Regions from separate parts of the Homo sapiens genome. Here region 2 is linked to region 1. Evidence: read pairs that join two places in POLR2A ChIA-PET (ENCODE). Cell type or tissue: B cell. All regions are shown on one strand. Each heading gives the region's core, and the rest is flanking DNA. Links, peaks and the distances in the headings are about the cores only.

Region 1 (8,333 bases), core at 285-8,284:
CTTGTCAATGAAGTCAGCTAGGACTTCGAAAAACGTTGGGGTTGAATCTGTCATTCTGAAGAGTGTTGTTCATTAAACAATATTGTCTTCTAATTTATGAATATGGCGTGTCTTTGCATTTTTTTGGTCTTAAATTTCTTTGAACAATATTTTATACGTTTTCTCTTTTTTTGTTTGTTTTTTTGAGATGGAGTCTCACTCTGTCGCCAGGCTGGAGTGCAGTGGCGTGATCTTGGCTCACTGCAACCTCCGCCTCCCAAGTTCAGGTGATTTTCCTGCCTCAGCCTCCTGAGTAGCTGGGATTACAGGCACGCGCCACCACGCCGAGCTAATTTTTGTATTTTTAGTAGAGATGGGGTTTCGCCATGTTGGCCAGGATGGTCTTGATCTCCTGACCTCCTGATCCGCCCACTTCAGCCTCCCAAAGTGCTGGGATTACAGGCATGAGCTACCGTGCCCGGCAGTTTTTTTGTTTGGTTTTTTTTTTTGAGACAGAGTTTCGCTCTTGTTGCCAAAGCTGGAGTGCAATGGCGCAATCTCAGTTCACTGCAACCTCTGCCTCCCGGGTTCAAGCGATTCTCCTGCCTCAGCCTCCTGAGTAGCTGGGATTACAGGTGCCTGCCACCATGCCCAGCTAATTTTTGTATTTTTAGTAGAAACAGGGTTTCACCATGTTAGCCAGGCTGGTCTCAAACTCCTGACCTCAGGTGATCTGCCCACCTTGGCCTCCCAAAGTGCTGGGATTACAGGCGTGAGCCACTACACCTGGCCAATATTTTATTGTTTTTAGAGTATAGATTTGGTACTTCTTTTGTTAAATTTATCCCTAAGTATTTCATTGTTTTCAGCCCTTTTAAACAAAATTGATTTCTGAATTATATTTTTAGATTTTTTTTTTTTTTTGAGATGGAGTCTTGCTCTGCTGCCCAGGCTGGAGTGCAGTGGCGCAATCTCGGCCCACTGCAAGCTCCGCCTCCCAGGTTCACGCCATTCTCCTGCCTCAGCCTCCCGAGTAGCTGGGACTACAGGCGCCCCCCACCACACCTGGCAATTTTTTTGTATTTTTAGTAGAGATGGGGTTTCACCATGTTAGCCAGGATGGGCTCGATCTCCTGACCTTGTGATCTGCCCACCTCGGCCTCCCAAAGTGCTGGGATTACAGGCATGAGCCACTGCGCCCGGCTGAAACAAAATTCTTTAAAGACAGAGTCTCACTCTGTTGCCCAGGCTGGAGTGCAGCAGTGTGACCTCGGCTTACTGCAGCCTTGACCTCTTAGGCTCAAGCAACCCTCCTATCTCAGCCATCTGTGTAGCTGGGACTATAGGCATGTGCCACCACATCAGGCTACTTTTTGTATTTTTTGTAGAGATGGGGTTTCACCATGCTGCCCAGGCTAGAAAATACAATGGATTTTTGTTTTTTGTTTTTTTTTTAGACAGAGTCTCGCTCTGTCGCCCAGGCTGGTGTGCAGTGGCGCGATCTTGGCTCACTGCAACCTCCGCCTCCCAGGTTCAAGCTATTCTCCTGCCGCAGCCTCCCGAGTAGCTGAGATTACAGGCATGCGCCACCACCCCCGGCTAATTTTTTTGTATTTTTTGTACAGACAGGGTTTCTCCATGTTGGTCAGGCCGGTCTCGAACTCCTGACCTTAGGCGATCCGCCCTCCTCGGCCTCCCAAAGTGCTGGGATTACTGGCGTGAGCTACTTTGCCCGGCCAGATATTCTTAATTGCCTTGAACCAATAAGCTTCACAGCTTTTGCCAAGGGGCTCAGTGTGTATGTTGGATCACACCTGCAATGCTCCAGGAGACAGTTTATGACTCTCTCCTATCCCTCACTTCCTGTTTGTGCATAGCCTCAAGGCCGATCAGAGATGAGATTTTGGGGCCTTCTCAGGGCTTTCTTGGGCATGTGCACAGCCCTGTGTGTACATGTGTCCTTCTAGAGTCCTAAGAATAAGTCAGAGATTATCAAAGCCCTCTATGGACATCTCATTCCCCAGCTTTTCCTTTTAAACTCTTTGATCATCTTCTTGTTAGCCCCAGCTGGCATTACCACCTTGGGTAGCTGCAATGTTAAGCAATTGCAGCTGTTTTTTTTTTTTTTTTTTTTTTTTTTTCAACAAATGCCATAGGATAGGATCGTTTGCATGGAGCCTGTTCTGAGTCTGTTCAAATAAAGACAAGCCCTAGGAGTAGAGATTTTCAGGGAGCTGACAGATAGATCAAATAGTGACAGTTCTCTGCATTAGGAGTTTGATGATCTCTGACTTATTCTTGAGACTGGAAGGATACATGCGTGGGCAGGGCTGTGCACATGCCCAGGAAAGACCCGAGAAGGCACCAATCTCTCACCTCTCACTGTCCCCTCCAGTGGCTGCTAGGCTGTTGCTTTTTTTTTCTTCTTTTTTTTTTTTTTTTTGAGACGGAGTCTCACTCTGTCACCCAGGCTGGAATGCAGTGGTGAGATTTCGGCTTACTGACACAGCCGCCTCCCGGGTTCAAGTGATTCTCCTGCCTCAGCCTTCCGAGTAGCTGGGATTTTTTTTTTTTTTTTGAGACGGAGTTTCGCTCTTGTTGCCCAGGCTGGAGTGCAGTGGCACTCCATTATCAACGCGATAGAATCTCGTTCTGTCACCCAGACTGGAGTGCAGTGGTGCAATCTCAGCTTACCGTAACCTCCTGCCTCAGGCTTCTGAGTAGCTGGAAGTGATTCTCCTGCCTCAGCCTCCCGAGTAGCTGGGATTACAGACCTGCGCCACCACCACTCCCGGCTAATTGTGTATTTTTAGTAGAGACGGAGTTTCTCCATGTTGGTCAGGCTGGTCTCGAACTCCCGACCTCAGGTGATCCACCCACCTAGGCCTCCCGAAGTGCTGGGATTACAGGTGTGAGCCACCTCGCCTGGCCTCGGCTATTGCTTTTTTTTTTTTTTTTTTTTTTTTTAAAGACAGTATCTCTCTCTGTCACCCATGTTGGAGTGCAGTGGCACAATCTCGGCTCACTGCAACCTCCACCTCCCGGGTTCAAATGATTCTCGTGCCTCAACCTCCTAACTGGAATGACATACACGTGCCACCACGCCCGGCTAATTTTTGTATTTTTAGTAGAGACAGTGTTTCACCATGTTCGCCAAGCTGGTCTCAAACTCCTGAGCTCAAGTGATCCACCCACCTGGGCCTTTCAGAGTGCTGGGATTACAGGCCGTAATATCATTCGGGTAGTTTTCTCAACCAAAAACGTTGAATCTGAACCTAATCATGAACAAACAATCAAATAAATCTGGACTAGGTTTTCTCAACCTCAGCACTACTGACATTTTGGGCTGAGTCATTCTTTGTTTTGGGAACTGTCCTGTGCTTTGTAAGATGTTTAGCAGTATACCTGGCTCCTGCCCACTGGATGCCAGTAACACCTTTCCAGCTGTGACAACTAAGTATCTTCAGGCCGGACATGGTGGCTCGCACCTGTAATCCCAGCACTTTGGGAGGCTGAAGTGGGTGAGACTCTGTCTCAGAAAAAAAAACAAACAAACAAACTGGCCGGGGGCGGTGGCTCATGCCTGTAATCCCAGCACTTTTGGAGGCCGAGGTGGGCAGATCACGAGGTCAGGAGATCGGGACCATCCTGGCTAACGCAGTGAAACCCCATCTCTACTAAAAATACCAAAAATATGAGCCGGGCGTGGTGGCAGGCACCTGTAGTCCCAGCTACTCGGGAGGCTGAGGCAGGAGAATGGCGTGAACCCAGGAGGCGGAGCTTGCAGTGAGCCGAGATCGCACCACTGCACTCTAGCCTGGTTGACAGAGTGAGACTCCGTCTCAAAAAAAAAAAAAAAAAAAAAAACTAACTTGATTTCAAATGTTCCAGTAAAAAGTAAACTCTGTGGGACAATGGGGAGAGGTGAGGAAAAAAGGAAGAAAGAGGATGTGCACAAATGTTGGCAAATTAGCAATTTATGAATTTTATGGAAGAGTATATGGGTGTTCATAGTTATTATTTTTCCTACTTTTTGTTAAGTTTGAGATTTTTCAAAATAAGAGAAATATGATAAAGGTGAAATGTGATAAAATTCATGGAAAAAGTAAATTAAGCAAAGGGGCTGGAAATCACTTAGGGAGTGAATGTAGATAGAGGAGAGAAGGCTGCTAAGGACAGAGTCCTGGGAAGCCAAGTAGATTGACAAGGAGAAAAACCAGGGAGGCTTGAAGCCATGGAAGCTCAAAAAGAATGTATTTCATGAAGGACAAAGTTTTCAACTGCTTCGAATGCTGCTAAGAAGTTCAATAAGATGCCAACAGAAAAATTAAACAAGCAAACATTGGTTTTGGCAAGATGTACAGGTCATTAAAGACCTTGATTAAATAATGAGAACAAAAGCCCAATTGAAGTGGCTTGAGAAAAAGTTGCAGATGAGGAAGAATGAGAACAGAATAGACCACTGTAATGACAAGGTTGATTTGGAAAGAGAACAGAGTCGAGAGTTGAAAGAGGACATGGGCTTGAAGCAGGTTTTTGTTTTATGTCTTTGGAGATGAGTGATATTAAAACATCTTTTTGTTGTTGTTTGTTTTTTTGTTTTTTGAGACAGGATCTCACTCTGTTGCCCAGAGTGCAGTGGCACTCCTGGACTCAAATGATCCTCCCACTTCAGCCCCCCAAGTAGCTGGGACTATAGACACGCACCACTACACTGGCTAATATTTGTAGTTTTTGTAGAGACAGGGTTTCACCACATTGGCCAGGCTGGTCTCGAACTCCTGGGCTTAAGCGATCCTCCTGACTAGGCCTCTCAAAGTACTGAGATTACAAGCATGAGCTACTGCACACAGCTAAGATATGTTTCTATACCAATGGGAAAGATCCACTGGAGTATGAAAGAGGGAAGATTGGCCGGACGCAGTGGCTCACGCCTGTAATCCCAGCACTTTGGGAAGCAGAGATGGGCAGATCACGAGGTCAGGAGTTCGAGACCAGCCTGGCCAACATAGCGAAATCCTGTCTCTACTAAAAATACAAAAATTAGCCGGGCATGGTGGCACACACCTGTAATCCCAGGTACTCAGGAGGCTGAGGTGCGAGAATCGCTTGAACCCAGGAGACAGAGGTTGCAGTAAGCCGAGATTGTGCCATTGCAATCCAGCCTGGGTGACAGAGCGAGACGTCTATCAAAAATAAAAAGAGGGAAGATTACAGGAGCAAATTCTGAGTCAGTGAGAGGGGATTGGATTCAGAGCACTAGTGGAAAGGTTGCATTTGTGGAAAGAGAAGATCAATAGACCTCCTCTGATTGCATCTGTTTTCTCTAGGGATCACTAACAAAAACACCATTGAATTGAGGAGGAAATGTTGGAGATTTGTGGGGGGAGTAATATGAAATAGTGCCTCAGAAAGTAGAAAAATTAGTTTATTAGAAAGTGGATAGAAATAGAATAGTCTGGCTGTGTTGCAGTTCACTTGAGACTTGAGGTCATAAATTTAAAATGATTTAATCTGCATGGAGAAGTGATTTTGCTTACGACATTCACTTGTTTGGGCACAGGTGCAGAGTAAGGATAGTTGGGCTTAACCAGATATATTAGACTCGTATTACTCTTGTATTACTCTTACTGGCTGCTCACACTCAGAACCCCTGTCTTTTTCTTTTCTTTTTTTTTTTTTGAGACAGAGTCTCACTCTGTCACCCAGGCTGGGGTGCAGTGGCATGATCTCGGCTCACTGCGACGTCCGCCTCCCGGGTTCGAGCAATTATCCTGCCTCAGCCTCTTGAGTAGCTGGGATTACAGGTGTGTACCACCATGCCTGGCTAATTTTTGTATTTTTAGTAGAGATGGGGTTTCACCATGTTGGTCAGGCTGGTCTGGAACTCCTGACCTCGTGATCTGCCCATTGGAACCCCTTTCCCCATCCTAACAGGCCTGGTGAATGGCATAACTGTCCTCCCAACATCAATGCTGAAACTGCCAGATACCTACTTTCCCAACCTTCTTTGCAGCTAGGACTGAGCACATGACCTAGGTGTATGTAATCAGATGCACTATCTTAAATTTTGCATTTGGAGCTCAGGAATAAACAGGAGCAGTGGAACACCTCCACTGGCAGCGGTAGAGATGGTGGCAGTAGTGGCAACAGTGCCAGTGGTGGCCTGCAGTTCCCAGTGCCATCAGCAGCATCATTCCAGCACCTACCCCTCTGGAATGCAGCAGAGATATCCTCACCAGACCAGTTCTACATCATAATTTTGGTTGTGGTTTTTACTACATAACCTCAAACCTGGTTCTCCAGCTATCCCAGCCATTCACTGAGCCCATCAATGTCTATGCAATGTGAATACCTCCTTATAAAATGACACATGAATTATCATAAAACCACTGAATTCATTTACAAGTTGAGTGGGCAAGTTCAATTTTTTACAAGCATATTTTGGGGCCTAAATGAGCAAATACAATTTGCCATAATAAATATATTTTACAAGTTTTTTGTTTGTTTTTTTTTTTTTTGAGACGGAGTCTCACTCTGTCGCCCAGGCTGGAGTGCAGTGGCGCGATCTCGGCTCACTGCAAGCTCTGCCTCCTGCGTTCATGCCATTCTCCTGCCTCAGCCTCCCGAGTAGCTGGGACTACAGGCGCCCACCACCGCGCCTGGCTAATTTTTTGTATTTTTAGTAGAGACGGGGTTTCGCCGTGTTAGCCAGGATGGTCTCGATCTCCTGACCTTGTGATCCACCCACCTCAGCCTCCCAAAGTGCTGGGATTACAGACGTGAGCCACCGCGCCCGGCCACAAGTTTTATGATTCCCAAACTCGTGGTTAAAGCTTGCATTCCTGTGAGATTAAACAAAAACAAAAAACCTCTTGGACTCTAACAGATTAATATCTCTTGGAGCCTCTTTACTTCCTTCTCCCTGAAGACGAGTAAACATGCTGAGAGGAACTGTCATCGCAGTGACAAAGAAGCAAGCAAGTATAGTTTAATTATAAATCAGATCTTTGGTGACACCTGGCTAATCCCCAACAGTGCTAACCTTTTCTTTTTCTTTCTTTTTTTAGACAGGGTCTTGTTCTGTCACTCAGGCTGGAGTACAGTGGCACAATTATGGCTTACTGCAGCCTTCAGGCTCAATCTATCCTTCCACCTCAGCCTACTGAATAACAGGTGCATGCCACCATGTCCAGCTTACTTTTTAAATTTTACATAGAGGCAGCATTTCACCATGTTGCCCAGGCTGGTCTTGAACTCCTGGGCTCAAGTGATCCGTCCATCTCAGCCTCCCAAAGTGCTGAAATTATAGGCGTGAGCCACTGTGCCTGGCCTAACATTTTCTTCCTTCTCTTGCCAACATGATAACAACCAGAACAACACTTGCATTCTCAAATAATTTTGGCAAAAATAGGTTTCCTCTCCAGGCTTCTTATCAAATATTATTGTGACCAATAGTTGCTGTTGTTGTTTTAAACCAGGGTTGGATTAAAGTTTTGAGTCTTATAATTTTGAGTCTACATTTCTAGCAAATGGACCTCTTGTTTGTTTTTCTTGTCTCATTGCATATGATAGCACCTTAAGATCGTTATTGAATTGGAGAGGTGAGATGATTGTGGTCATCCTTTCCGTCATGCAACTACGCTTTTCCTTCAGTGATCAGTGTCAATTCATTCTCCAGCATATAGTTGTGGACTATGGAAGAGAGTAAAGCGGGTGGAATCTGAGGTGTATACATTAGCCTAACCTCTCATTTTATTTACCTTGGCTCATTATTCTTCCCTTCACTCTCAGCAATCCCACCTTTGTTTTTCAGACCTCATGCATTAGTGGTTTTTTGTTTGTTGTTTGTTTTGTCTTGTTTTGTTGTTTTCTAGTCTCCATTTTGCAAATGAAGAAAGCAGCCTCCAAAAGCTGAAGGCTGGACGCAGAGAATGAGTGACTGCCAAGTCTATAATCAGAATTTTGTGGCAGTAAGTCCAACCCTTTTTCAGAATACTATTATTCTGCTACTGCTGCCGCCGCTGCATTCTGTGAGTTTGGTTTTTCTTCTAATTTAAGTTCCTACAAGGCAGTAATGAAATTTTTCTATGTTTACATAATGCAAATCACTTAGCCAATGAGGATGGACCTTCATTAAATTCAGTAATAAATTAGTTAAGAAAAAGTTGTTAATTGAGCTTTGAAAAAAACAGAAGTTTTTTTTTTTTTTTTTTGAAATGGAGTCTCGCTCTGTTGCCCAGGCTGGAGTGCAGTGGCTCAAACTCAGCTCACTGCAACCTCTGCCTGCCAGGTTCAAGCGATTCTCCTGCCTCAGCCTTTCAAGTAGCTGGGATTACAGGCCCGTGCCACCA
Region 2 (8,333 bases), core at 68-8,067, 58 kb after region 1:
GAGTGTTTCAAACACATGCTTTCGTCTTATAAATGTTCTGTAAACCCTCCATGACTATGACAAAAGTTAAAAACAAATGCCAGACAAATGTTGATTCTTCCTTGGTTTCTGGGACGCCACCCTCTCCTGGTTCTCCTCCTGTCTCCGTCTCATTTTGGGGCCACCCACTCTTTCTGAAGCATCTCTTCAATGCTGGTCTTCCTCAGGTTCTGTCCCTGTGTCTCTGCCCATCTGCCTCCAACACTCACGAGTGATCTCACCAATGTCCATGAGCTCAGTGGGCCCCTCCTTTTTTTTTTTTTTGAGACTGAGTCTCATTCTGTCACTCACGCTGGAGTGTAGTGGCACAATCTCAGCTCACTGCAACCTCCCCCTCCCAAGTTCAAGCGATTCTCCTGCCTCAGCCTCCTGAGTAGCTGGGATTACAGGTGTGTGCCAACACGCCTGCACCCGGCTAATTTTCTGTTTGTTTTTAGTAGAGACGGGGTTTCACCATGCTGGCCAGGCTGGTCTTGAACTCCTGACCTCAAGTGATCCGCTTGCCTCAGCCTCCCAAAGTGCTGGGATTACAAGTGTGAGCCACCACGCCCAGCTGCCCCCTCTATTCTGACTTCAGCTGAGCTCTTTCTCCCCAGCTGGGTTGCCTCTAAGACATCTCGTTGTGACTGCCCCACACACCCCCTCAAGTTCAGCAAACACCAAAAGGAACTGATGACCTACCTCCAGTCCCAAATGTCTTGTGCTCTACTATCTTCTTAGTTGCTGAAGTCAGAAACTAGTATCCTTCTCCCCACACTGCTTTGTTTCCAGAGCTCCCCATGTTACTTGTGCCTCCCACGTGGTTCTCCAATGAGTCCACGTCTCTCCGTCACTGTTCTGAGGTCAGACAATTGCCAGCGCTTGCCAGGAGAATATCAACAGCCCCCTGACTGCTCCCCTGCCTCTGGCACCTCACCTGCCGTCCACTTTCTACATGGCACCCAGTGACTTCCTAAAGTGAACATCTGACCACTTCATTCCTTTGCTTAAATCTTCTCTTTGCCCGTTAACCCCAGAAAAAGACCAAACTCTTTAACATGGCTTACAAGATTTGTCAGGATCTGGTCACTGATTATCTTTTGCCAAACTCTTCTCCCCCAACCCCCTTGCAACCTCCACTCTGCCCAAGTTTTTTGCTCCAGCCACTTAAAATGACCTTCACAGGCCGGGCGCAGTGGCTCACACCTGTAATCCCAGCACTTTGGGAGGCCGAGGTGGGTGAATCATGAGGTCAGGAGTTTGAGACCAGCCTAGCCAAGATGGTGAAACCCCGTCTCTACTAAAAATACAAAACGCAGCCGGGTGTGGTGGCACATGCCTGTAATCCCAGCTACTCGGGAGGCTGAGGCAGGAGAATCACCTGAACCTGGGAGGCAGAGGTTGCAGTGAGCCTAGGTTGCACCACTGCACTCTAGCCTGGGTGACAGAGCAAGACTCCATCTCAAAAAAAAAATAATAATAATAAAATAAAATGACCTTCACTATGGTCCCTCTTGCCCTGTGCACAGCGCTATTCCTCTGTATGAAACATTCTTCCCCACCTTTGGATCCTTCCCATTTCATCTTGGCTACCCTTTCCTCATGACCCAACTTGGGTTGGTGCCTCCTGGATGCTCTCCTTTCATAGCATTAGCATGTTATAATTATTGCTTATCTGTCTCTCTCCTCCACTAGACCCAAAGCAACATGAGGGCAGGGAATGTGTCCTTCTTTCCTCTACTGTTTTCCCTGTTCCTAGCACAGTGCCCAGGTACATTGTAGATGCTCAATAAATATGTTGAATAATCAACTGGGTTGAATGAATGAATCAATGAACTCTGAGCTCTCACAGCTCCCATACTTGGCCCTATGGAAATACTTCTCCCTTTGTATTATAATTATTATATATTATAATTATAATTACCTGGTTACTTTCCATCCTCCTTTCTAATCTGGGGGCTCCTTTGGGATGGAAATTGTCTCAGTGCTGTATTCCCAATGTCCAGCACAAAACCTGGCACATGGTAGGCAATATTTATTGACTGTTGAACATTCATGGAAAATCTACCAATTGGTTTGACAAAACAATTTTTTTTCCTCTGGACATGTGTAATTTGGCTGAGATTTTATACTGGGAACGTATAATAAAGCCAAGTTTTCTACTAGGGAAATTGTTACCAGTTTGGATGAGATTTAAATATATCAAGATTTAATAGGATCTTTTTGTATAGTCCAGCACCACAGGAATCCCCAAGTTACCTATTGAATACATACTCATCAATAAATAAAGTTAGAAATAAGGGCTGGGCGCAGTGACTCACGCCTGGAATCCCAGCACTTTGGGAGGCCGAGGCAGGTGGATCACCGGGGGTCAGGAGTTCGAGACCAGCCTGGCCAAGATGGTGAAACCCCGTGTCTACTAACAATACAAAAAATTAGCCGGGCATGGTGGCGGGCACCTGTAATTCCAGCTACTTGGGAAGCTGAGGCAGGAGAATTGCTTGAATCTGGGAGGCAGAGTTGCAATGAGCCAAGATCATGACATTGCACTCCAGCCTGGGCAACAGTGAGACTCTGTCTCAAAAAAAAAAAAAAAAGAAATAAGGAGATAGTTTCCATCCTGAGCTATATTGAACCTGAAGATGACTATGATGATGTTGAAATACCCACAAATACTGAAAATCATCATTTTGAAAGAACTCCTGTTCTGCCACCTTAACTGTTTTAAGAACTGATGCTTGGCCAGGTGCGGTGGCTCATGCCTGTAATCTCAGCACTTTAGGAGGCCAAGGCAGGCGGATCACTTGAGGTCAGGAGTTTGAGACTAGCCTGGCCAACATAGTGAAACCCCATCTCTACTAAAAATACTAAAATTAGCTGGGCATGGTGGCGGGCGCCTGTAATCCCAGCTACTCAGGAAGCTGAGACAGGAGAATCACTTGAAGCTGGAAGGTGGAGGTTGCAGTGAGCCGAAATCGCACCACTGTGCCCCAGCCTGGGCGATAGAGTGACTCTGTCTTGAAAAAAAAAAAAGAACTGATGCTTTACTCATACCACAAATCAGTGGATTATAGTTTTCCTTATAATAATTACTATCTGATCTTCTTTGCAATACAAACAAGATTGTTTTCAGGAAATGCACTGGTATTACCAACAACAAATTTTACAAATCATGTGTATTCGATAGGATGCTTTAGGCTGCAAAGAACAGACTATCCAACTAAAGATAACTTACACAATGAGGAGTTTATAATTTCACAAAGCAAGAAGTCTAGAGGTAAACACTCCAGAATTCAGCAGCTCCATAATTTAGGGGTGTGGACTAATTTCAAATTGCTTAGCCTTATCCTCATGGTGGCAAAATAGCTGCCACAGCTCCAAGCATCTGTACATGATAACATTCAAAGTTAGAAAGAAAATGTGCATTACTAACATGTATCTTTTTTTTTTTTTTTTTTGAGATGGAGTCTCATTCTGTCACCAGGCTGGAGTGCAGTGGTGCGACCTTGGCTCACTGCAACCTCTGCCTCCTGGGTTCAAGCGATTCTCCTGCCTAAGCCTCCTGAGTAGCTGGGACCACCACACCCAGCTAATTTTTGTATTTTTAGTAGAGACAGGGTTTCACCATGTTGGCCAGGATGATCTTGATCTCTTGACCTCATGATCCACCTGCCTCAGCCTACCAACATGCTGGGATTACAGATGTGAGCCACCGCGCCTGGCTGTATCGTTTTATTAGGGAGGTGAGCCCCCAGCAACTTTCCCTAATGTCTCATTGGCCTGGAGTGGTCCACATACCCAGGGTTTTAGTCCATTTGGTCTACTATAACAAAATTCCTTAGACTGGATAATTTGTTAAAAACAGAAATGTTGCTGAGAGTTCTGGAGGCTGGGGAGTCCAAGATCAAGGCGCCAGCAGATTTGGTGTTTGGTGAGGGCTCACTCTGTGCTTCACACCTTCTCACCGTGTCTTCACATGATAGAAGGGGAAGACAGCTTTCTGGGGCCTCTTTTATATTATTTTATTTTTTGAGACAGAGTCTTACTTTGTCACCCAGGCTGGAGTGCAGCAGCACAATCATAGCTCACTGCAGCCTCAAACTCCTGGGTTCAGGTGATCCTCTCACCTCAGCCTCCTGAGTAGCTGGAACTACAGGCACATGCCACCACACCTGGCTGTTTTTTTTTTTTTTTTTTTGAGACGGAGTCTTGCTCTGTCGCCCAGTCTGGAGTGCAGTGGCATGATCTCAGCTCACTGCAAGCTCCACCTCCTGGGTTCACACCATTCTCCTGCTTCAGCCGCCCAAGTAGCTGGGACTACAGGCACCTGCCACCACAACTGGATAATTTTTTTGCATTTTTTTAGTAGAGACAGGGTTTCACCATGTTAGCCAGGATGGTCCTGATCTCCTGACCTCATGATCCACCTGCCTCGGCCTCCCAAAATGCTGGGATTACAGGCATGAGTCACCGCGCCCGGCCTATTTTTTTTCTTTCTTTCTTCCTTTTTTTTGGTAAAGATGGAGTCTCACTATGTTGCCCAGGCTGGTCTTGAACTCCTGGACTCAAATAATCCTCTTGTCTCAGCCTCCCTAAATGCTGGGATTACAGGTATGAGCCACCGCACCCAGCCTGGGTCCTCTTTCATAAGGGCATTCATCCCATTCATGAGGGCAGGGCCCTCATGATCTAATCACCCCAAACACCCTGCTTCTTAATACCATCATCTTGGGGGTTAGATTTCAACATACGAATTCTGTGGGGACACAAACATAGACCATAGCATTCTGCCCATGACCTCACAAAATCCATGTCCTTCTCAAATGCAAAATAGATTTATTCCATCCCAATAGCCCTAAAAGTCTTAACTCATTCCAATAACAGCTTTAAAGTCTAAGTCAACATCTCAACTAAATGTTGACTCATTCCAAGTCTGGGCAAAAGTCAAGATATGATTCATCCTGAGGCAAATTGCTCTCCAATTATGAGCCTGTGAAATCAAACTACTTATACAATGTAAGTATGCTTCCAAAATACAATGGTGGGACTGACATAGGATAGAAATTTCCATTCCAAAAGGGAGAAATAGGAAAGAAGAAAGGGGTGATGGGTCCCAAGTAAGTCCGAAACTCAACATGGCAAACAACATTAAGTCTTAAGGTTTGAGAATAATGTTTGACTTGACGTCCTACCCCCCAGATATTGGGATGGGGGTTGGGCCTCCAAGACTCGGGGCGGCCCCCCCATGGCTTTGCTGGGCACAGCCCACTCTGCAGCTTTCATGAGTTGGAGTCTCGGACCTGCAGCTTTCCCAGGCTGGAGTTGCACGCTGGTGGCCCTAACATTCTGGGGTCTTGGAGGCACCCCCGTCCCCATGGCTGTGCTGGGCATTGCCCTAGTGGGGGCTCTCCGCAGTGGCCCTGCCCCTTTGGCGGTGCTCCGTCTGGGCCTCAAGATTCCCCCAGGAATCCTTTGAAATCTAGGTAGAGGTAGCAATGCCCTCACAGCCCATGCACTTTGCGCAGCTGTGGAGATAAAACTGCTTGGACACCACCATGCTTTACTGTCTATGCCTCCCAGAGGGATGGCCTGAGTCACAGCTGGGCCCACTTGAGTCACAGCTAGGGTATGCCAGGAGCCCTGCACCAGAATGCAGGGAGCAGAGCCTTGAAATCGCTTTGACTTCAAGGTCCTAGTTTTCTGGGCCTGTGATGGGCAGGGCAGCCTCTAAAGATCTTCGGAATGGTTTCAGGGTCCTTCTTCGCTGTGATGCTGAGCATCTGGCTTCCATCTCCCCACACTAACCTCCTTATCAAAAGTTTCCTTGGTCACATTCTTGGTGTTTTCTCTTCAACAAGCTTTTTCATTCTTTACAACATGGGCAGGTTGGTAAATTTCTAAATATTTAAATTCTGCTGCTTTTTAAATCATAAATAACATCTTTGGCCGGGGGCGGTGGCTCATGCCTGTCATCCCAGCATTTTGGGAGGCTGAGAAGGGCACATCGCCTGAGGTTAGAAGTTCGAGACCAGCCTGGCTAACATGGTGAAACCCCGTCTCTACTAAAAATACAGAATTAGCCAGGCGTCGTGGCACAAACCTGTAATCCCAGCTACTCAGGAGGCTGAGGCAGGAGAATCACTTGAACCCAGGAGGTGGAGGTTGCAGTGAGCCAAGATCGCGCCACTGCACTCCAGCCTGGGCAAAAAGAGCAAAACTCTGTCTCAGAAAGAAAGAGAGAGAGAGAGAGAAAGAGAGAGAGAGAGAGAAAGAGAAAGAAAGACCATCTTTAATTGGTTTCTCTCTGCTAGCATTTTACTACAGGCATTCAAGAGAAGCTTTGCCGCACTCTCAACACTTTACTCAGATATTTTTTCCACCGAATATCCTATTTCATCACTCAGAATTTCTACCTTCCATAAAACACTAGGACATACAATTCAGCCACATTCTTTGCCAGATAATCAGGATCATTTTTCTGCCAGTTTCCAATAACATGTTCTTCATTTCCATCTGAGACCTCATCAGAATGGCCTTTAACATCCATACTTCTACTAGCCTTCTGGTACAACCTCTTAGGTAATCTCTAAGAAAACTGAGGCTTTCTCTGTAGCTCTCCTCTTCTTCTGAGCCCTCACCAGAATCACCCTTCACAATCTATTTACAACAATACAGGCTTATTTTGTGTGTGAGACAGAGCCTCATTCTGTCACCCAGGCTGAGAGTGTAGTGGCTCGATCTCAGCTCACTGCAACCTCCGCCTCCCAGGTTCAAGCGATTATCTTGCCTCAGCCTCCCAAGTAGCTGGGATTACAGGTGCCCACCACCACACCTGGCTAATCGTTGTATTTTAGTAGAGATGGGGTTTCACTATGTTGGCCAGCCTGGTCTTGAGCTCCTGACCTCAAGCAATCCACCTGCCCTGGCCTCCCAAAGTGCTGAGATTACAGGCATGAGCCACCGCGCCCAGCCAATTTTGACTCTTTAAAGAGATTCAAATAATCTCTTAAGTCAGTAGTCCAAAAGGCTACGACCAACAATTTTGGTTTATCTTCCCGTTGAAAGGATCCTCCATACAGAACTCCACATCCAAACCTATTCATGCTGTATCAACAACTTTAGAACCCAGTAACTCCAGGAGTCTGGTTATTATGACAAATGAATACAGTGGACCATCTCTTCTGCCGAGGCGACAGTTCCCTCATTTAACCCCACTAATAGCTAGATAATCCCCTAAAGACAGATTTAAAAAAAAATTTCTTGCCGGGCGCCATGGCTCACGCCTGTAATCCCAGTACTTTGGGAGGCTGAGGCGGATCATAAGGTCAGGAGATCGAAACCATCCTGGCCAAGATGATGAAACCCCGTCTCTACTAAAAATACAAAAATTAGCTGGCGTGGTTGTGCGCACCTGTAGTCCCAGCTACTCGGGAGGCTGAGGCAGGAGAATCGCTTGAACCTGGGAGATGGATGTTGCAGTGAGCTGAGATTGTGCCACTGCACTCTGGCCTGGCGAAAGAGCAAGACTGTATCTCAAAAACAAACAAACACAATTTCCATTTGTTTTTGTGATGTATGTTGCATCATAGTACTATTTCTGCGTGAACATGTCTCCTGAATTGGAGTTTGCTTCTGTTTATAACCTATTCCATCTGCTTTCCCTGAGTGCACATGTGTGTGCTCTGCCATGGCTAAGCGGCAGAATGGAATCTCACTTAAATTAACAGTTGATTGCCAAACACCCTCCAGCATAAATAGGTAACCGTTGACTGTGGTCGCATTTCATTTTACTGGAGCAGAGTGTACATACAACTATGTGCCAAACTACTGTCAGAAACAGCCAATTAATATCGCTGCACCCTTCCCCTTCAACTGTAAAACTCAACCTCTCATATTGACCAACGTATTTCTTTTTTTCTAGCTGGGATTATAGGCTCCCACCACCACGTCCGGCTAATTTTTGTATTTTTAGTAGAGATCGGGTTTCGCCATATTGGTCAGGCTGGTCTCGAACTCCTGACCTCAGGTGATCCACCTGTCTCGGCCTCACAAAGTGTTAGGATTACAGGCATGAGCCACTGCGCCCAGCCTGATCAACATATTCCATTGCCAAAATTTAATGCCATTAAAGTTTTAGATCAGCTACACTTGAACAATTAAATATTCTATGAATAATTTTAAAAAGCCCTAAACTGGTAAAAATAAACTCTCATTTACAAAGTGAACTATAAACTAACAGCCTTTAAGTTGTTTTAACACTAGATCCCTCTGTATTTTTTTTTTTTTTTTTACAAATTAGGTGTTAGTGGAACATG

The links. Peaks named below come from ENCODE experiments on the same cell type or tissue, not always from the same donor. Only the 100,000 strongest peaks of a DNase experiment are listed, where the experiment ranks them.
Region 2: POLR2A ChIA-PET joins it to region 1 with 6 read pairs; 5 of 35 experiments call an interaction of 5 or more read pairs at or near these places.

The regions. Positions count from the first base shown.
Region 1 is chr17:5,258,655-5,266,987 of GRCh38, reverse strand. No RefSeq gene overlaps it. Among named protein-coding and RNA genes, the nearest start is that of RABEP1, 19 kb to the left of the region's middle. In B cell, for the core only: no CTCF peak of the experiment used is centred there; no DNase peak of the experiment used is centred there.
Region 2 is chr17:5,200,675-5,209,007 of GRCh38, reverse strand. It overlaps SCIMP (SLP adaptor and CSK interacting membrane protein), which reads left to right. Exons shown (of 5, transcript NM_207103.3): 5 at 1-88. All of the region lies in intron 1 of ZNF594-DT (ZNF594 divergent transcript), which reads right to left. Among named protein-coding and RNA genes, the nearest start is that of ZNF594-DT, 13 kb to the right of the region's middle. RefSeq lists a silencer at 400-579. In B cell, for the core only: no CTCF peak of the experiment used is centred there; no DNase peak of the experiment used is centred there; H3K27ac peaks cover 5,384 bases.